Linked DNA regions of Mus musculus: region 2 is linked to region 1. Evidence: chromatin loops called from intact Hi-C (ENCODE). Cell type or tissue: left cerebral cortex. All regions are shown on one strand. Links, peaks and the distances in the headings refer to the core of each region. The heading gives the core; the rest is flanking DNA. Region 1 overlaps Catspere1 (cation channel sperm associated auxiliary subunit epsilon 1). Region 2 overlaps Catspere2 (cation channel sperm associated auxiliary subunit epsilon 2).

Region 1 (8,345 bases), core at 276-8,275:
CCTGAGTGAGGTAACACATTCACAAAGGAACTCACACAATATGTACTCACTGATAAGTGGATATTAGCCCAAAACCTAGGATACCCAAGATATATGATACAATTTGCTAAACACATGAAACTCAAGAAAAATGAAGACTGAAGTGTGGACAGTATGCCCCTCCTTAGAAGTGGGAACAAAATTCCCATGGAAGGAGTTACAGAGACAACGTTTGGAACTGAGACGAAAGGATGAACCATGTAGAGACTGCCATATCCAGGAATCCACCCCATAATCAGCTTCCAAACGCTGACACCATTGCATACACTAGCAAGATTTTATCGAAAGGATCCAGATGTAGCTGTCTCTTGTGAGACTATGCCGGGGCCTAGCAAACACAGAAGTGGATGCTCACAGTCAGCTAATGGATGGATCACAGGGCTCCCAATGGAGGAGCTAGAAAAAGTACCCAAGGAGCTAAAGGATCTGCAACCCTATAGGTGGAACAACATTATGAACTAACCAGTACCCCGGAGCTCTTGACTCTAGCTGCATATGTATCAAAAGATGGCCTAGTTGGCCATCACTGGAAAGAGAGGCCCATTGGACATGCAAACTGTATATACCCCAGTACAGGGGAATGCCAGGGCCAAAAAAAAAAAAAAAATGGGAATGAGTGGGTAGAGAAGTGGGGGGGAGGGTATGGGGGACCTTTGGGATAGCATTGGAAATGTAATTGAGGAAAATATGTAATAAAAATAAATTAATTAATTTAAAAAAAAACCTTTAAATACACCAGCCTTTCCTTGCTCATTTATTTATCCCTCTTGCTAGGCATGGTGGTGTGCACCGAAAATCTCTGAAGTTAGGAAGTTGAAGAAGATTTTGAGTTTGAGGCCAGCCTGGGCTATATCGTGAGTCCTTATCTCAAAAACAAACCAACTGAGTGGGGGGGAGGGTACGGGGGACTTTTGGGATAGCATTGGAAATGTAAATGAAGAAAATACCTAATTAAAATAAAATTTTAAAAAAAAACGACCATAAAACCCAAATATCCTATGAAACAACAAGATAACAACAATAAAAATCTTTTAATTTTTTTCATTTTACATGTATGAGTTTCTATAAAATACTGTTAAAGTGTATTGTTGACATGACAATGTGTTATGAGATTTACAGCATATTTAGAAGCAGAATGATACAAAGCATTGAGGTATAAGAAGAAAGGCATAGTCATAAGGTCCTACTGGACTGTGCCCTAATTATTTAAAATTAAACCCTGGTAACTTAAAGATGATTATTCTAAATCCAAGTATACTAAATCCAAGGATAGATTGCCTGGTGCTGTTTGTATTTTGATACTAATTCTGCTTTCTCAACAGAAGCGGCCTAGAGGAGGAATAGATCACATCCTCAGGTGATTTCATGTAAACTTCCTTCCCAATTTACCGTTTTCCCATTTTACCTGGTCAAATAAAGGCTACAGCCTGTGATTTGGGCAGAAGAAAAAAGAAAGGTGGAGCTGAGAGTTTTCGAGAGGATGAGAGAGGAAAGAGGGAGAGAGATGAAGAAACAGAGGAGAGAGGAGAGAGAGGATGACAGAGAAAGAAGAGATACAAAGAAGATGAAGCAGAAACACGAGACCTGGAAGAACCTCCAGTATTAACAGATTGCATAGCTGGGGAATAGAAGAGTATAGTGGTAAATCTATCTAGGCATACAGTTTATAAATATAACTTGAGTTTTGTTTTCTTTACACAGGCTTTATTGAGGTTAGAGATTTACCACAACATATAGATGCCAAAATCAGTTTTTATTTTAAAAGGTCTTTATGTGAAACAACAGAAAAATACTAAAAAATTGATGATCTATTTAAAATGAGGCAACAATGGATAAACAAAGGACCAAGGAACTGGTGGGATAGATAGGTAATAAAACTTGCTTTAGGGAGATGCAACTCAGAGGTACAACACTTGAATGGCATGCATGGAGGCCTAGGCTCAGTGCCTGTAGAGAGGAGAAGCAGCCAAAATAGTGATCTTTTATTCCCTGCCCCAAAAGGATTAGTGTGTGTGTGTGTGTGTGTGTGTGTGTGTGTGTGTGTGTGTGTGTGTAAGCTTGTGAGGTGTCCATATGAGTATATTCGCAAACTTGTTTATGTTCCTAGGAAGGCCAAAAAAAAAAAAAAAAAAAAATTCCATTTCTCACTCCTGAGTTGTAGGCCTTTGAGAGCCACCAGTATGGGTACTTGGATCCAAACTCTGGTTCTCATGGTTAAGAACCAAGCTCTCTTAAATACTAACCAATCTCTCCAGCCACCCAAATAGTAGTGATAATTTATTTAAGCCCTAGCAATAGTTAACAGTACATCTAAATAAGACTCTACTCAAAAGCAGAGATTAACACTATGGATTAACAACAACACAAGAAAGGTTAAGTCTATAAAAAGTATTCCTTAAGTACAAAGACATAAGAAGTCATGGTTAAAGGGAAGACATAAGCAAGAAATAGATCAGAGCTAGGGGCTGGGTGTGCTTAGTATATGTGAGGTCCTGGGATTGAACCCCAGCACTGAAAATTAAAAAACAGGATGTCTCTTTAGAAGATTAAAATGAAATGCCGCTGTACACCCTCTGAGAGGTGAAATGTTGAAAGACTGAATATGTCAAAGGTTGGTATAAAGTGTAACCACTATGAAAAACATCTACCATAAATATTTCATAATCACTACGGCTTTTAAAATCAATATTGATATGTATTAGAAGAAGAATGTATGTATGAAGAATGTATGTATGTTTGACTTGAGATATCTCTCCTTTTATAATACAGAAATATGTCTCCCCAGTTCATACGACCAAAAACTCTAGCTGAAGCAACATCAAGGGAGAAGGGTTTGTTTTCTTTTGGCTCAAAATTCCAGGTGATAGTCCATCATTGTAGAGAAGCCAAAGCAAGAGCCTGAACCAGGGTCACACTCACAGTCAAAGCAGTGAGAGTCAACACATGCTCACCAAGGCTCAGGCCTCTCTCTACACGCAACACAGTCCAGGGCCTAAACCTAAAAACTGGTACTGCCTACTTTTAGGCTGGACTTTCACTGTCAATTAACAATAAAGATGACCCCCAGAGAACAGCCTGTTGAAGATAATTACTTAATTCAGACATTTCTTTTCACATCTCATATGAGAAACTCACACAGCTACTCCAAATTCTAATTCCTACAATAATGTGAGTTGGCTGCTATTTACGAGGTCCAGAGTAAAACAATTCTAAAAAATATTTTTTATTTTTAAGATTAAAATTGCATAATTTCCCAGTCCCTTTCCTTCTTCCAAATGCTCCCATATCCCCTTCTTCCCCTCTTTCAAAATCCTGATTTGTATTTCCATTATTTGTTCCTTCATGAATGTGTGTGTACATGGATATTCTTAAATATAACTGGCTTGGTCTGAACTCTTAAGTATTCTAGAGAACAGACCATTTAATTTTTAGATTTATTCAATTCATTGTTTCATGTGTTTTGCATAAATGCATGTCTGTGTACCCATTTGCATGCCTGGTGCCTAAGGAGGTCAGAAGAGGGTGTTGAATTCCCCTGGGACTAGAGTTACACATAGTGCTAAGATACCAGGTAAGTGGCTGGGAATCGAACTCAGGTTGTCTGGAAGAACAGCAAGAGCTCTTTACTGCTTAGCCAACTCTTCAGGCCCTTCTCTCTTTTTAGGAATAAAAGGCTGACATAGGTTGGAATGTGTTAGTGTTGAGGTTTGTTCTTGCTGTTTATTGTAATGATTAAGAGTCTTGGGTAGACCCGAGTTATGCTATATGACTTTGCTCCCAAGTTATTTCTGAATGGTAAATGAAGATGCCGACAGCTAATAGTTGGGCAAAAGAGGCATAGGTGGTTTCATGGTTTGAATGTGCTTGTCTTGGGAAGTGGCACTATTTGGAGGTATGGCCTTGTTGGAATAGGTGTGTCACCGTGACTTTGGGCTTTAAAACCCTCAACCCAACTTCCTGGAAGTCAGTCTTCCAATAGCAACCTTCAGTTGAAGGTGAAGAACTCTCAGGTCCTCCTGTACCATGCCTGCCTGGATGCTGCCATGTTCCTGTTTGGATGATAATGGACTGAACCTCCGAACCTGCCCCAGTCAAATGTTGTCCTTATAAGACTTGCCTTGGTCATGGTGTCTGTTCACAGCAGTAAAATCCTAACTAGGACAGGTAGGGTTTAGGATTCCTGGGCTTGAGGTTGGAGAAGAAGAAGGTAAAGGAGGAGAAGGAAGACACTATGGGTTAAAGGTCAAGAAAACATGGGCCTGAGGGCTGGCAAACTGGAGGCAAAGAGCAGCCCAGATGAACTACAGTAGTAACTCTGGGTTATCAATAGAAAAGTAGGTTTTAATAATGTAGAGGATAAATATATGCCCAACTCTTGGGCTGTTTATGTTCACTGTAAACATGAAGGTTGTATGTGTTTTTTATTCGGGAACTGAATGATCAAAGACGGGGTAGAATGTCCAGATCTGGACTAAAACTTTCAACAACACATTAGCTCTTTTTGAAGGTCATTATTTTATGCAAAAAGCTTGTTCCAGGTTCCTCCTTTGCCCTTTGCCACCTGATATCTGAACTCTGACCATCAGAGGTCACTTCTGAGTATAGCTAACTTGCTGGAATTTGCATTTTCCTTTGAGCCAGTCTTTTGGTACAGCTTTCATCTGTCTCAGAATTTCTCTTGTTGTAGCAATATTTGTGTGCAGGGTTAGGGTCTGAGTGGTGGTGTGACCCTTGATGCTTGTCCTCTTGAAGGAACAAATTCAGTCAAGACATAAGTTAAGCAGAGGCTTATGTCCCAAAGCATCAGTAGCTGGCGAGGCTAGCCAGAGTGGAGTGGAACAGCTTGTTTGGCTCCATGTTTTGGAGTTACAAAATGTTTTATGAGTGTTTGTGAGGTGGCCGTTAGAGCATCTGGGCTCTTTAGGACATAAGAAGAGAATATTGTAAGAAAGCCCTGCCCCATCTTCACTACCATCAGCAGGAGCAACCCCACCCCCAAGTGGCCAGGATTCAAGACAACTGCAATTGTCTTTCACACATTACTCAGCTCTATCCCGGTCATCTTGGCTATCACGTACATTCTAACATTCAGCTTAAGAGACTTGTTTTTGCTATGGCATATTTCCTTAGGAGCCCAACAATGTAGTTAAAAAACATTTAAATGATTATGCAATATTTTTAATGTTTTGTAATAAGAATTCTGTGATGTGTATTATCTATACTATGATAATGATTTGATTAACTTTGAAAGCTCACTGGGAATAGGGGAGAATATATAAGGGAGCTTTTGTCCCCACAATATGACTGCACTGTTTGCTCTGCATGTTGCCATAAAGGACTGATTTTACTCTTTGTCACTGAGGATGCATCTTTACTGCTAAGAGACTTCAGATACCAAGACTTGAAACCAAGAGATACAACTGTTTACATATTTAGATAAATAACTGTGCCTATAGGACCATCTGAGTTTGAACATGCTGAATCTTCGCTGATCCTAAAAGCTAGAGGGTCAGTACCTGTCTGGGAGCAATAACCATATAAAATGCTGTGTAATTGATTCCTGATATATTCCTGAACAAATAGTATAGAAAAATATCTAATTATATCTAAGTAATATATATACTCACATATATCATCTTTCACTAACCTTATATAAATATCTAATCTGACACCATCTTCTTTTTGAAAAGCCAAGAATTCCAGTTTCAGAAATACCTCTGCTTTCATCCAGTTTTGTAAATTCATCTTCTGTTCTTAGGTAAACAGTACCGTCTACTAGAAACAGAGTTCCTTGGTCAAATATGATCACGTCCCTCAGACTGTGCCTTTGAGCATCACTCAGGATACCTGGAGGGGCTCTTACTCTGGTCCAGGTTTGAAAGGAATCATTTGTTTGGAAAGTCTCCTGGTCAGTGGCCAAGAGAGCAAATGTAGAGATACAGGTATCCCAGCTAAGCATCAATGGACTTCCAGGTGGCACGGTGAGGGGCTCATATCCAGGAGGTTCAGAAATTATGGTCATGGGATATGTCAGCATGAAGTAGAGATTTGCAATGAAGCAGTCCTGGAAAGCCACTTTGTTACCTCGTATCACTTTGGCTATATCATCTGAAGACATTGGCAGGTGAATGACCCAGGTTCTAAGGAGAAGAAAAATGAGAAATAGAAAAAACAGGAGTTGGCACCCTGATCCTTCCTTTCTACAATTTATCTCAGAGCGTATACTTAAAAAAAAAAAAAAGTTTAAGCTTTTATCAGCATAAGCTGCTATGGCTTCAGTTTTCATTGTTCACTCTGACAGAGGAACGTAATATGGACTTTTGATATTCTTTCTCCAGCAATGTGTCTCTCTAACCACAAATGAACAGTTCCATAACCCCGTTTTTTTTCCATTTTTTATTAGGTATTTAGCTCATTTACATTTCCAATGCTATACCAAAAGTCCCCCATACCCACCCACCCCCACTCCCCTACCCACCCACTCCCCCTTTTTGGCCCTGGCGTTCCCCTGTACTGGGGCATACAAAGTTTGCGTGTCCAATGGGCCTCTCTTTCCAGTGATGGCCGACTAGGCCATCTTTTGATACATATGCAGCTAGAGTCAAGAGCTCTGGGGTACTGGTTAGTTCATAATGTTGTTCCACCTATAGGGTTGCAGATCCCTTTAGCTCCTTGGGTTCTTTCTCTAGCTCCTCCATTGGGAGCCCTGTGATCCATCCATTAGCTGACTTTGAGCATCTACTTCTGTGTTTGCCAAGCCCCGGCATAGTCTCACAAGAGATAGCTACATCTGGGTCCTTTCAATAAAATCTTGCTAGGGTATGCAATTATAACCCCGTTTCTTACATACAGTTTCAAACATCACCTATTGCTTTCTTCAGTGGCAAGCACATCCATTAGTTACACCAATGGCTGCTTCTATGTCTAAGGCAAATCACGGCAGGTGTTATGCAATAGGTGTAGAGAAATAGGAAACTTCATCTACTGCTGAGGGAAATCTGAATGGTGCAGTGATTTCACAACTATGCATATCTAGCCATTTCTAAAAAATCCAAAGTGGAGTGTAATGTGAGACTCCAATCTCACTTCTTGATATATACTGAGGAGAAACACAACTTGTTGTCACTTGAACATCTACATACGGATGCCTCCTGCAGCATTATCCTAAACAGACCTGAATAAGAAAATAACCAACATATTTATCAACTTTAGAATCATTGAACAATGTGCCATGCTTGTGTAACAGTGGCAGCACCGATGGGCCGCTGTCAACATACCGAATTCACAAATTATCAATGTACACATTGAATTAGTTTAAATTACAGCTTAAAAGGGTGAGGCTATGTGGCACGTAAATTATCTTCAACAAAGCTTGTTAAAGACAGGAAAGGAAAATGTTCTCATAACCTTCCCACCCTTCTGCTACATCAGAGATGGCCTTCAGTCTGCTTTTGTAGGGACTGCTTCTGCTGTCCCACTTCCCAAGTGTTATAAAAGCAGGAAGAATTTGAGTTCTGGCTTATTAATGTTCTGAAGATCCTTTGAGTGGTACTTCTTATTCTTCCTACTCATGACAGTTTTCTGCATCTCTCAGAATTTGTCTGTTCTCTTAGGTCCCAGTTTGAAGGTTCTTGTATACATGGCCCAACCACCCATTCTTACAAGGCTCTCCCGCTAACTCCACTTTCAGGCACTCGTTTTTCCCCTCTTCTGCAGCCAGCATCAGGCATTGCTATGTTGTACAGTAGAACCTCTTTCAGAACATGTCTGTTCCCTTGTTGAGAACAGTAGCTGTATCCTACCTTCCATTAGTTAACATGTTACCACCTCTTTCAGAACATGTCTGTTCCCTTGTTGAGAACAGTAACTGTATCCTACCTTCCATAGTTAACATGTTACCACCTCTTTCAGAACATGTCTGTTCCCTTGTTGAGAACAGTAACTGTATCCTACCTTCCATAGTTAACATGTTACCAACTCTTCAGAACATGTCTGTTCCCTTGTTGAGAACAATAGCTGTATCGTACCTTCCATAGTTAACATGTTACCTCTCAGGTTCAAATTTATGGGTAGGAGCAAGGGTGTCCTAAGCAAACTGGTAGAGGCTATGACCACTACATCTTTCACACCACAGCAGCCCACTTTCACAGCTGAGGTAGGGACCCTTTAGGGATATGGTCACCCCCAATCGGACTTTTAGATTGAGGGTTAGGCTTTTAACCGCATAGTGAAACAATCATCCAAGAATGTGATTGCTATTTTCTGAGTTTATCTATCATTTGGAATTATCACAGAAAAAACTTTTT
Region 2 (8,345 bases), core at 296-8,295, 240 kb before region 1:
TGTGCTTTAAATCAGTGCCTGCAAGCTCACTTGGATGTCTATCTTGGTAAGGAGAGACCTTGGTGGGCTGGCTCCTCTGCTCTTTCTTCAGAGTAGTCTGTGCTCTGTTCCCCTCATATCTCCTACTTACCACAGCATCTGAAGGCAACTTCTGACTTACCAGCTTCTCCCAACATTCTGTTCCCTAGTTCTCTCAGTAATACCTGCTTTCTTTTTTTTTTTTTCTTCCCATTTTGCCATCTGAATGCAATATGTCTTCAATTTTACACTCAGCCTCTGCCATTCTGTTTTCTGCTTGGCCTGGTCTACTTTCCACCATGGCCATTTCCACCCATTCTGTTTTCTCCTTCCCTTGCTGGATTTCTCATCCATGGTGGTTTTCTTGCCTTCTATTTATTTCTCTCTCTCTCTTTTTTTTCCTTTTTTGGTTTTTAGAGACAGGGTTTCTCTGTATAGCCCTGGCTGTCCTGGAACTCACTTTGTAGACCAGGCTGGTCTCAAACTCAGAAATCCTCCTGCCTCTGCCTCTCAAGTGCTGAGATTACCATCACTGCCCGGCCTTCTATTTATTTCTTTGTTTCATTCATTTGCTTGTTTGAATTACCTGTAAGGTTAGTGACTGAAAACAAAATAAAGCAACAACAGAAAACTAGATTCTTGAGTCCTTATCTGGCATTTCAACTGCTTCAGCACCCTGGACCCAGTTAAGGACGAGGTCAGGGAGAATGTCTAGTGGGATGTTTTCCCCTTTACTTCATCTGGGACTCCAACCTATGGGATGGCACTGCACCACTCAGAGATGCATTTCCCTGGAATCCTACCTGGAAATACTTAACGGCCTGCTTTACTAATCTCCGTAAGCACTCTTTAGCCAAGTCAGCAATCATAATTAACCATCAAAGTCCTCTTCTTGACAACTTGGCATTCAGCCTTAAACCAAAACTCTCCACTACTGAACTGCCCTCTCCCTGCAATGACCACGTCTGACCATCTTACAATCAAAATACATTGAGTCCGTCTCTTTACATTTATTCCAGTCTTAAACGTCCCAAGTTTAGTTTCTTCTGAGATTCAAAGCAAACTCTTAGCTATGAACATGAACAAAATATATACATTTTCAAGGGACATTAGCACATAATAAACACTCCTATTTGGTGGGGGGAGGGAGGACAGGAAAATGGGAAAGATGTCAAGGCAAATGTTAAATCCTTCAGCAGTATTCCCAATTTTTGAGGCCCATTGTGGTGGTGGGATGTGGTCTCAAAAAGTCGGTATTCGTAAATGATAGGTATTGGTAAATGATAAACTTATAAAGGTATTGTAAATGTCAATAAGAGCAGTAGTAGAGTTTCTGGGAAGCTCTGGAGTTCAGAAAGGCCAGAGGTCATGCTCAGCTATTTCAAATGACACTTGCTGATCACGCAAGACAACCTGAAACTGACCTCAAGTTACCAGTGTTGACAAGTTGAAAGTCTGATAAATATTGATTCCAAGGGAAGTGCTAGGAAAGGGGGCAACATGAAGGAAGAAAATTGAAGTGCATGAATTAAAGGGTAACTCGAGGCCAAGAAAAAGTGATTGCAAGTTATGACATTTAATCTACAGGATTTCAAAGCTGAGGCTTAGAGGGGTTAAATGTCTTGAATGCCTTGATTGTGGATTTGAACAAAGACCTATATAAACCTATGTTAAATTATGAATTGAACTGTATACATCCAAAAGGATATGTTGAAATTTTAATACCCAGGACCAAGAACTTCAAAATATTATTTTTTGAATATTTATATATTATTCGGATATAACTGGCCCCTAATCCACAATGGCTATGTCCTCTGTGTGTGTGTGTGTGTGTGTGTGTGTGTGTGTGTGTGTGTGTGTGGTTTATGAGGGTAATGGGTATATGTATATGTGCTTATTTGTGAATACCATGATATATTTGTAAAGAAAGGTCAGAGGACATGAAAACAGAGGCACACATGAAGAACACAAGTGTGGTAAAAGAAGTAGACACTGAATTGATGTGTGTGTGAGAAAAATAAAGGCAAAACAAACAAACAAAGAGAAAAACAAAAAGCAGTAATCAAGAGACCACCCCCTCCTCCACTGCAGGTTGCAGAAGAACATGTCCTATTGGCACCTTGACTTCTGGCTCCTTGCTTGTAGGTCTGTGTTATGAGGCTACAGATGGAGGTACTTAGTTGTGTGAACTTTAGGAACATTAAACAGTACAACTCCCCTCACTGCAGCAAATACATAAGCTGCTTTGTTAGTATCTGGCAATCAAGTGAAATGAATCTTTTGAGTTTGCCCTTCTGCCCATGGGATCATGGTTTAATGAAGTGGAAACTTGAGGTTTCCTTTGGAGAGTCAATTGTGATGGATGGTGTTTTGCTGCGATGAACACCTAAAGGAGTGATTTCCTGAAATGGACACTGGTGAAAAATCTAAGGCAGACTCATGAAGGAACTTTTAACTGAAGCAGACACAAGAGAAAGGATGTTCTGCTAAAGCAAACAGGTCAAAGAACATGCAATAAAGAATTCTTTGCTAACAACAGGCATGTGTTGGTTTGCCTTACATTGCATAGTTGAGCTCCATTTGTTGGGACTCTGTGGACTCCGGATGGTTGGACACATGTTGAGACAGGACACGAGGAGGACAGGTGATGTTTGGAGGGTAGAAATAGGTCTCGAAAAAGTGACAGAGACAGACCTTGGCTTGCTGGTACAGCTTGCTGTGCAATGCTTGTGGGTCTGAGTCTTTGCTGATCTTCACTCTGATGAGAGAGGCACAGCTGAGAACTTCTCCTGACATTCCTCCTGATCCCTCTTGCTGACTTGAGTGGAGGCTGAGGCCTGGCTGTGTCTGCTAGGTGGTGTCACCACTGTTGCTAACCCAACTCAACCAAACTGGACTGCTGGTGTATCCATGAAGTATGTGTGAGTGGATTGAACTGTGCTGCCTAATGACCTGTGAACCTAACGGCCGATTTCTAGACAACACAGAGGGGAGTTGCTTCAAAGAACCATTTCTAAACAGGTCTACTTCCCCTGAATCCTTTCTTTCCCATTACCTCTGGTGGGTGTTGGGTTACAAGAAAGGTTAAAGTGTTTAAGAGACATCAATTAACAAAGGTTTTGAAAAAAGTAAAGGTACACTTTAATATTGGTCAAATGTAGAATCTATTAAGCTTTAGGTGCTAGCTAAAGATATATATAGATATATAGCAATAGCCATCAAGAGTACCACATATTGGAACATTCACAATCTCTATATAACTAATATAATGAGACGCAGAATACTTTTAGCAGGATTGAGAATACCCTACCTGTAAGGACTTGGTGGATGTTGCTGCCCTGTGATAACGATGACAGATTGGTCTCTCCTGAAGCTGTTGTTATAGTTCCAAAAACAGCAAAATTTCTGTAGCCATAGTAAACCTGGTGTTCGTCCCACACGATAATATCAGGCATGGCAGAGTAAAGAAAGCGATACTCTAACTTGGCCTCCTTGGGCACTTGTAGTTCAAAGTCCTGGAGTTTCCACGAAAAATATGCAGAATTAAATATTACCATGCGAATGTTCTTGGTGGTGGTGCAGACAGAGCAGTGTGACAGTAAAGCAGCAGCCTCCAGCGGATGCCATGAATACTCAACAGTAATTATTTCCAGGGTGTCAGTGGGAGGGAGCTTTAGAAGATATTTTAGCCGTGAAGTAGTTGTGAATCTCATAAATTTAAATTTACCAAATCCACCGTAAACTTCACTTTTTGTCCAAGCTAACACAAAAGTTCGTCCTGCTGCACTCTAGCAAGAAAAACAAATTGAAAAAAAAAGTCCTTAGTGATAGAGAGGTGATCTACCAATTTCTGTCTTCTATTTTTACTAGACTGGCAGTGGAAAATAGAGACTGGAAGAGTAACTCTATAGCCACACAAGCCCTGGATTCCACCCCAACTACCAAAAATAATAAGAAGAAAAGGAAGCAATTACCAAAAGTAGTAAGAGGGAAAGACATTAATTACCAAGTTTTCTTTAAGTGTATTTCAGAGTACTTCATGTACTGAGCTCCATTAAATAAAAACACATCATATCACATATTATGAAAAAAAATCTAAAATTTTTCCTGATATTTCTAGCAGTAGAAAGAATAACTATTATTTCCTTTAAAACTTTAAATATATTAGCCTTTCTTTGCTTATTTATTTATCCCTCTTGCTAGGCATGGTGGTGTACACTGAAAATCTCAGGAGGCTGAAGAAGAGTTTGAGTTTGAGGCCAGCCTGGGCTATATAGTGAGACCTTGTCTCAAAAACAAACAACCATCAAACCCAAATATCCCATGGAACAACAAGATAACAACAACAAAAATCTTTTAATTTTTATCATTATATAATATATCCATGAGTTTCTATAAAATAGTGTTAATTAAAGTGTAATGTTAACATGACAATGTGTTATCAGATTTGTAGCATATTTAGAAGTAGAATGATTCACAGCATTGAGGTATAAGTAGAAAGGCATAGTCATAAGGTCCTATGGGAGTATGCCCTAATTATTTAAAATGAAACCCTGGTAGCTTGAAGTTGATTATTTTAAATCCAAGGATGGCTGCACAAAGCAGTTTTTATTTTAAAAGGTCTCTATGTGAGACAACATAGAAATACTAAAAACATTGCATGATATATTTAGAATGAGGCAAGAATAGATGAACAAAGGACCAAAGAGCCGGTTCAATAGATAGGTAATTGATGTTGTTTTATGGAGGTGCAGATCACTGGTACAACACCTGATTAGCATGCATGGGGGCCTAGGTTCAATGCCTAGTAAGGTGGGAAGAATCCAAAATAGTGAAATTTTATTCCCTGTCTCCAAAGGCTTAGTGTGTGTGGGAGTGCGAGTGTGTTTGTGTGGTGTCCATGTGAGTATATTCTCAAAGGTGTTCCTGTGCCCAGAAAGGCCAAAAAAATAATTTGATTCCTCACTCCTGAGTTGTAGGCCTTTGAGAGCCACCAGTATGGGTACTTGGATCCAAACTCTGGTTCTCACAGTTAAGAAACAAGCACTCTTAAACATTAAGCAATCTCTCCAGCCACCCAAATAGTAGTCGTAATTTATTCAAGCCCTAGCAATAGTTAACAGTACATCTAAATAAGACTCTACTCAAAAGCAGAGATTAACACTATGGATTAACAACAACACAAGAAAGGTTAAGTCTATAAAAAGTATTCCTTAAGTACAAAGTCATAAGAAGTCATGGTTAAAGAGAAGACATAAGCAAGAAATAGATCAGAGCTAGGGGCTGGGTGTGCTTAGTATATGTGAGGTCCTGGGATTGAACCCCAGCACTGGAAATTAAAAAAGAGGATGTCTCTTTAGAAGATTAAAATGAAATGCTGATCTACACCCTCTGAGAGGTGAAATGTTGAAAGACTGAATATGTCAAAGGTTGGTATAAAGTGTAACCACTATGAAAAACATCTACCATAAATATTTCATAGTCACTACAGCTTTTAAAATCAATATTGATATGTATTAGAAGAAGACACTACTGTGGACTACCTTCCCAGGCTTCTGCTACTTTTCTAATGTGGAAACAGAAATGTTTGACTTGAGATATCTCTCCTTTTATAATACAGAAATGTGTCTCCCCAGTTCATACGACCAAAAACTCTAACCAAAGCAACATCAAGGGAGAAGGGTTTGTTTTCTTTTGGCTCAAAATTCCAGGTGATCGTCCATCATTGTAGAGAAGCCAAAGCAAGAGCCTGAACCAGGGTCACACTCACAGTCAAAGCAGTGAGAGTCAACACATGCTCACCAAGGCTCAGGCCTCTCTCTACACGAAACACAGTCCAGGGCCTAAACCTAAAAACTGGTACTGCCTACTTTTAGGCTGGACTTTCACTGTCAATTAACAATAAAGATGCCCCCAGAGATCATTCTGATGAAGATAATTACTTAATTCAGACTTTTCTTTCCACCTCTCAAATGAGTAACTCACACAGCTACTGCAAATTCAAATTCCTACAATACTGTGAGTTCGCTATCTACAAGGACTAGAGTAAAACAATTCTAAAAAATATTTTTTATTTTTAAGATTGAAATTACATCATTTCCCCGTCTCTTTCCTTCTTCTAAATCCTCCCCATATCCCCTTCTTCCCTTCTTTCAAAATCTTGATTTGTGTTTCCATTAGTTGTTGCTTCATCAATGTGTGTGTACATGGATATTCTTAAATATAACTGGTTTGGTCTGCATTCTTTTAAGTATTCTAGAATACAGACCATTTAATTTTTACATTTTTAAAAAAATTTTTATTTTTTTATGTGTGTGAGTGTTTTGCATAAATGTATGTCTGTGTAACCATTTGCATGTCTGGTGCCTAAGGAGGTCAGAAGAGGGTGTTGAATTCCCCTGGGACTAGAGTTACACATAGTGCTGAGATGCCAGTTAGGTGGCTGGGAATCGAACTCAGGTCCTCTGGAAGAACAGCCAGAGCTCTTACTGCTAAGCCAACTCTTCAGGCCCTTCTCTTTTTTTAGAATAAAAGGCTGACTGACATAAGTTGGAATGTGGTAGTGTTGAGGTTAGGTCTTGCTGTTTATTGTAATGATTAAGTGCAGGTCCCCAAGACCTAGAGTCTTGGGTAGACCCAAGTGATGCTATATGACTTTGCTCCTAAGTTATTTCTGAATGGTAAATGAAGATGCCGACAGTTAATAGTTGGGCAAAAGAGACCTAGGTGGTTTCATGGTTTGAATGTGCTTGTCTTGGGAAGTGGCATGATTTGGAGGTGTGTCCTTGTTGGAATAGGTGTGTCACTGTGACTTTGGGCTTTAAAACCCTCAACCCAACTTCCTGGAAGTCAGTCTTCCAATAGCAGCCTTCAGTTGAAGGTGAAGAACTCTCAGGTCCTCCTGTACCATGCCTGCCTGGATGCTGCCATGTTCCTGTTTGGATGATAATGGACTGAACCTCTGAACCTGCCCCAGTCAAGTGTTGTCCTTATAAGACTTGCCTTGGTCATGGTGTCTGTTCACAGCAGTAAAATCCTAACTAGGACAGGTAGGGTTTAGGATTCCTGGGCTTGAGGTTGGAGAAGAAGAAGGTAAAGGAGGAGGAGGAAGACACTATGGGTTAAAGGTCAAGAAAACATGGGCCTGAGGGCTGGCAAACTGGAGGCAAAGAGCAGCCCAGATGAACTACAGTAGTAACTCTGGGTTATCAATAGAAAAGTAGGTTCTAATAATGTAGGGGATAAATATCTGCCCAACTCTTGGGCTGTTTAAGGCTTACTGTAAACATGAAGGTTGTATATGTCTTTTATTCGGGAACTGAATGATCAAAGGCGGGGTAGAATGTCCAGATCCAGACTAAAACTTTCAACAACACATTAGCTCTTTTTGAAGGTCATTATTTTATGCAAAAAGCTTGTTCCAGGTTCCTCCTTTGCCCTTTGCCACCTGATATCTGAACTCTGACCATCAGAGGTCACTTCTGAGTATAGCTACCTTGCTGGAATTTGCATTTTCCTTTGAGTCAGTCCTTTGGGACAGCTTTTATTTGTCTCAGAATTTCTCTTGTTGTAGCAATATTTGGGTGCAGAGTTAGGGTCTGAGTGGTGGTGTGACCCTTGATGCTTGTCCTCTTGAAGGAACAAATTCAGTCAAGACATAAGTTAAGCAGAGGCTTATGTCCTGAAGCATCAGTGTAGCTGGCGAGGCTAGCCAGAGTGGAGTGGAACAGCTTGTTTGGCTCCGTGTTGTGGAGTTACAAAATGTTTTATGAGTGTTTATAAGGTGGCCGTTAGAGCATCTGGGCTCTTTAGGACATAAGAAGAGAATATTATAAGAAAGCCCTGCCCCATCTTTGCTACCATCAGCAGGAACAACCCCACCCCCAAGTGGCCAGGATTCAAGACAACTGCAATTGTCTGTTACACATTACTCAGCTCTATCCTGGTCATCTTGGCTATCACATATATTCTAACAGCTTAAGAGACTTGTTTTTGCTATGGCATATTTCCTTAGGAGCCCAACAATGTAGTTAAAAAACATTTAAATGTTTGTGCAATATTTTTAATGTTTTGTAATAAGAATTCTGTGATGTTCATTATATATACTATGGTAATGATTTGATTAATTTTGAAAGCTCACTGGGAATTGGGGAGAATATATAAGGGAGCTTTTGTCCCCACAATATGACTGCACTGCTTGCTCTGCATGATGCCATAAAGTACCGATTTTACTCTTTGTCACTGAGGATGCATCTTTACTGCTAAGAGACCCCAGAAACCAAGACTTGAAACCAAGAGATACAACTGTTTACATATTTAGATAAATA

What was found. Peaks named below come from ENCODE experiments on the same cell type or tissue, not always from the same donor. Only the 100,000 strongest peaks of a DNase experiment are listed, where the experiment ranks them.
Region 2: a loop joins it to region 1, with 7 times the contacts of the local background. A loop is called at or near these places in 17 of 42 quality-filtered maps.

The regions. Positions count from the first base shown.
Region 1 is chr1:177,857,672-177,866,016 of GRCm38, reverse strand. It overlaps Catspere1 (cation channel sperm associated auxiliary subunit epsilon 1), which reads right to left. Exons shown (of 22, transcript NM_001368823.1): 9 at 5,687-6,179. Among named protein-coding and RNA genes, the nearest start is that of Catspere1, 53 kb to the right of the region's middle. In left cerebral cortex, for the core only: no CTCF peak of the experiment used is centred there; no DNase peak of the experiment used is centred there.
Region 2 is chr1:178,099,085-178,107,429 of GRCm38, reverse strand. It overlaps Catspere2 (cation channel sperm associated auxiliary subunit epsilon 2), which reads right to left. Exons shown (of 23, transcript NM_001368822.1): 11 at 3,329-3,806. Among named protein-coding and RNA genes, the nearest start is that of Gm25312, 75 kb to the right of the region's middle. In left cerebral cortex, for the core only: no CTCF peak of the experiment used is centred there; a DNase peak (open chromatin) is centred at 3,652.